2 separate regions of the Homo sapiens genome follow, and region 2 is linked to region 1. A link is an interaction called in ENCODE POLR2A ChIA-PET data of the cell type or tissue named here. Cell type or tissue: Panc1. All regions are shown on one strand.

Evidence for each region. Peaks named below come from ENCODE experiments on the same cell type or tissue, not always from the same donor. Only the 100,000 strongest peaks of a DNase experiment are listed, where the experiment ranks them.
Region 2: POLR2A ChIA-PET joins it to region 1 with 8 read pairs; 2 of 35 experiments call an interaction of 5 or more read pairs at or near these places.

What each region holds. Positions count from the first base shown.
Region 1 is chr22:38,877,628-38,880,127 of GRCh38, reverse strand. No RefSeq gene overlaps it. Among named protein-coding and RNA genes, the nearest start is that of CBX6, 6.7 kb to the right of the region's middle. In Panc1, no CTCF peak of the experiment used is centred here; no DNase peak of the experiment used is centred here.
Region 2 is chr22:39,041,839-39,044,338 of GRCh38, reverse strand. It overlaps APOBEC3F (apolipoprotein B mRNA editing enzyme catalytic subunit 3F), which reads right to left. Exons shown (of 7, transcript NM_145298.6): 2 at 1,249-1,402. Among named protein-coding and RNA genes, the nearest start is that of APOBEC3F, 2.2 kb to the right of the region's middle. RefSeq lists a silencer at 699-929 and an enhancer at 1,776-2,500. In Panc1, no CTCF peak of the experiment used is centred here; no DNase peak of the experiment used is centred here.

The DNA.
Region 1 (2,500 bases):
TTAAACAAACCATTCCTATAACGCCAGATAGTGTTAAGGACCAGGGGAAAAAATAGACATTGTAACCAAAAAGTGTCTGAGACAGGCCTCGATCAATTGAGAAGCTTATATTGCCAAGGTCAAGGACATGTCCGGAAGATAGTGAATTCGGGTCCTGAGTTTTTATTTTTCTTTCTCATCTATGGGGAGAGAGGGTGGTGGGTAGGAGTTGGGGCTCCTTTACATAAGGTCATCAGAGGAAATCTTTTTGAAGAGGTAACATCTGAGCAGAGATTGAAAGAACTGAAGAAGCCACCGTGCCACCCCTGGGAGAAGATGGGACTGTTCTAGGTAGAGGGAACAGCAAGGATCAAGGGCCTGGGGTGGGAGCAGCTTGGAGTTTGCAGAGCCTATAAAGTACCATACTCAGCTGCTGTGTCTCATCCCTCCGCAGTAACATCTGTTCCCTGCTCGGATCCCCAGGGGTCCCTGTTCTATGTCCCCCCAAGCCCACCCATGTGCCTTTCCTCCAGCAGCCAGCATCTATAGCTCTCCTTCCAAAGGCCATCCCCAGGGTACTGAAGCCACTTTGCAGACAGAGGCAGAAAGCAGCACGTGTCTGGGGGATCAACATTCCCCCCACCTAATACCCTTGCCCTGCAGCCTGTAACCAGGGTCTGGTGGGTGGGGGAAAATATTGAGGAATAACTTACTCTCCAGATCCCTTGAGGCGTGAGGCTGGGGCCACTCACTGCAGGACTTTAGCTCGACACCTTACTCTCTGCTTGCTTCCTTCCCTTTCCTATCTTGCTTCACTCATTCCCTTAGCAATCTCCCCTGGGAGCACTTCCTTAATAAGTCACTTACATGTGACTAAGACAATCACATAAGGGGTTGAGTTGCAGCAGTGTGCAGTGTATAGTGATAAAGACATCTGCAGAAAATCATTTTACATTTTCTAAATGATGGAGACAAGTGCAGAGTTGACTCTGTGTTGAGTTAAATGTCCAGATGATGCCACACCCTCCACATTCTAACTCACACCCCAGCCCTCCAGGACCTCAAATCAGGGACAGAATGAAGGCCTGTGGCCTGTGGTCCCAAGCTCAAGGCACTGACTTCTGGCATCAGGGAGGGGATAGTCCATTCTGGAAAGTGGACTTGGATAGATCTTCAATGGGATTGGAGCTAAAGTACTCTTTCCCAATTCTGACACTGTCCACAGCCTTAAGAGACTCTGTGCCTCAACCATGCCAGGCTGACAGTCGAAGCCTGGGACAAAGCTACCTCCTCCCATCCCTGAGTCCCTCCTTGCCCCAGGTGCAGACAAACTCTGTTTGGCAAAGGCCTCACTCCCCATCCCTGCAAAGCCCAGTTCAGCACCTTCATTCCTTGATTTGTCCCACAGATATTTATGAGGCACCCACATGTGTCTGATGCTAGGGACATGGAGGCATAGCCCATGAGTCCCAACCACACCCAACTGGTAGAAGTCACAAAGGTAAGATGCCCAGAATTCTGCAGGTGCCTTTGTGAAAGGAGTGTCTGGCCCCAGGGATCCCATCAGCTTTAAGCATGAGCTGTGTCCCAACTAGGGACCCTTGAGGTAAATTATTACAATAATAGCTCTGCGTTCCCTTTTCAGTGTGACCCTGCCACTCCTCCCATCCAGGCATGGAGTCTCTTTCCCTGTTCCTGAATCTGGACTGGCCTGATATATTAGTTTGCTATGCTCTATCACTGATTGCTTAAAGCAATACCCCTTTATCATTTCAGTTTCTGTGGGTCAGAAGTCCAGGCACAGCTTAACTGAAGTCTCTGCTCAGGGTCTCACAGGCTGCAATCCAGGTGTCAGCTGGCGCCACATCCCCATCTGAAAACTCAGAGTTCTCCTCCAAGCTCAGTGGCTAGTCACAGAATTCAGATCCTTGTGATTGTAGGACTGAGGTCCTCAGCTCCTGGAAACCACCCACCACCGTTCCTGCCACATGGCCCTCTCCACAACATGGCATCTTGCCTCTTCAAGGTCAACAGGAGCGCAATTCCACTGCTTCCAACCTTTCCTCTTGGGAGAGGCTTGGATTGTCTTTCAAAGAGCTCGCCTGATTAGGTCAGACCAAGATAAACTCCCTTTTGAATAAGTCAAAGTCAACTTAAAGGACCTTAATTATGTCTACAAAACCTTGTTTGTTTGTTTTTGAGACAGAGTGTTGCTCTGTTGCCCAGGCTGGAGTGCAGTGGCACAATCTTGGCTCACTGCAACCTCCGTCTCCCAGGTTCAAGTGATTCTCCTGCCTCAGCTTCCCCAGTAGCTGGGATTACAGGTGTCCACTACCACGCCCAGTTAATTTTTGTATTTTTAGTAGAGATGGGGTTTCATCATATCGGCCAGGCTGGTCTCAAACTCCCGACCTCAGGTGATCTACCCACCTCGGCCTCCCAAAGTGCTGGAATTACAGGCAGGAACCACCACACCCGGCCTGTTTTTTCAATATAACCTAATCATGGGAGCAAAATCCCA
Region 2 (2,500 bases), 160 kb before region 1:
AGCTTCCCTTCGTTTGGAAGTTTTCCCAGCCCTGTTCAGAGCCTCATGCGTGAATTCTGGCATCCATTCTCCCAGGCATCCATTCACCAGGCATCCTCAGCCCCTGCTGTGGCCTGGCCCTCTAGGGTCTGCCTTGTTCCCTGCCTGCGGTCAGCTGGGGAGGCCACTGGACCTGCGCTGTCCCATGTGGTGGGGCGCACTGGCCAAAGGGGCTACTGAGCACTTGAAATGGGGCTCTGATGAAAGACCTGGGCACCTGAAAAATACACCATACACCGCTCATTTATCTTTTTTTGTTTTTTGTTTTTGTTTTGAGACGTAGTTTCACTCTTGTTGCCCAGGCTGGAGTGCAATGATGCAATCTCGGCTCACTACAACCTCTGCCTCATGGGTTCAAGCGGTTCTCCTGCCTCAGCCTCCCAAGTAGCTGGGATTACAGGCGACTGCCACCACACCGGGCTAATTTTTTTTTTGTATTTTTAGTAGAGACGGGATTTCACCATGTTGGCCAAGCTGGTTTTCAAACATCTAACCTCAGGTGATCCACCCACCTCGGCCTCCCAAAGTGCTGGGATTACAGGCGCGAGCCACCCACCAAGCGTGGCCTACACAGCTCATTTCAAAGACTCAGTGTGACAAAAAGAAACTTCATTATCTTGTCAAGAATTTTATGTTAATTAATGTTGAAGTAATATGTTAGCCACATTGGATTAATTAAATATTAAAATTAGGCCGGCGCTGTGGCTCACACCTGTAATCCCAACACTTTGGGAGGCCGAGGCAGGTGGATCACCTGAGGTCAGAAGTTCGAGACCAGCCTGGTGAATATGGTAAAATCCTGTCTCTACTAAAAATACAAAAAAAAAAAAAATTAGCTGGGCGTGGTGGTGGGCACCTGTAATCCCAGCTACTCGGGAGTCTTAGGCGACAGCATCGCTTGAACCCAGGAGGCAGAGGTTGCTGTGAGCCGAGATCGCGTCATTGCACTCCAGCCTGAGCAACAAGAGTGAAACTCTGTCTCAAAAAAAAAAAAAAAAAAACACAAGGCCTTTTGTGCAAAGGCAAACCCCCTCCACGATCCGATCCCAGGACGGTCCAGCAGGAAGGTCAGGGCCACGGACTTGGAAAGTGTGGGAGAGAAGGACACACTGGATAGCCCGCCGCCGGGCACTTCACTTATCAGTGCGTGGTTTGCTTTCCCAGCTGGCTTAGCTCCTGCCTGCAAAGTGATTGAAGTCCGGGTGGTACCTGGCCTCGAAAGATCTTTGCGTCCAAACGGGGCCTTGAGGGACCCTTTGTTTTCACTTCGTAGCACAGCCAGACGGTATTCCGACGAGAAAGGATGGGTCTATTATAAAAGTTGTAGGAGAATGTGTCTCGATACATTCGCTCCACTGTGTTTCTGAAGACACAAGAGAGAAACCAGCCAATGTAGAGAGCGCTCCCGGGAGCCCTCAGGGCTGATGTCCACTAAACACAGCCCCCTGCATGGCTCTGGGCCTCCCCAACCCCTCCACAGCCCTGAGAATTTTTGCTTCCTTCCCAGGCAGGAAGACCGGGGAGAGAGCAAGAAAAGGGGATGCTGGCATGGGCAGCAGGGGCAGGCTGACCTCTTCCAGCTCAGGGTCCAGCTCTGGTCGTTCCAGGAGTACATTCCCCACCTTCCCAGTATTTCTCCCACCCATTCTCCAACGCATTAGTAAAATGCAAAAGAGAACAAAGTTCTTGGCTGGACATTATGGCTCATGCCTGTAATCCCAGCACTTTGGGAGGCCGAGGTAGGCCCATCACTTGAGGTCAGGAGTTTGAGACCAGTCTCACCAACATGGTGAAACCCAGTCTCTACTAAAAATATAAAAATTAGCCAAGCGTGGTAGTGGGTGCCTGTAATCCCAGCCACTGTGGAGGCTGAGGCAGGAGAATCGCTTGAACCTGGGAGGCGGAGGTTGTAGTGAGCCGAGATCGTGCCACTGCACTCCAGCCTGGGCTACAAGAGCGAAACTCCATCTCAAAAAAAAAAAAAAAAAAGAGAGAGAGAATAAAACTATTCACCCCAAAATAATAGATTTTAACCTTTCAGCCAGTTCCTTCTGACATTTCACCTCTGTATATTACTATTGTTAAATCATGGTAGAACCGAATTCTGAGGCCCAGGCCACTCTTCTAAGTGCTGCGCGGATGTGAGCTCATGTGAGGCTGCCCTAGGCCCGCACGGGCCATTCCCATCTTACAGAGGAGGTGCCAGAGGCGCAGAGAGATGGGGTAACCTGCCCAGGCCACAGAGCTGGGGACGGATGGGGCTGGGGCCTCTTACCAGACCAGCCCTGTCCAGTCTCTGTGTCACCAGCCTTGCAGGAGGGAGCCATTGGGGACCAGACTCTCTTCTTACTAAATTTTAAAATAATAGCATTTCTCCTGATCATTGAGTTTTTTTCCCATATATTCCATGTTTTTTGTTTTTGTTTTTTTTTCTTTTGAGACGAAATTTGGCTCTTGTTGC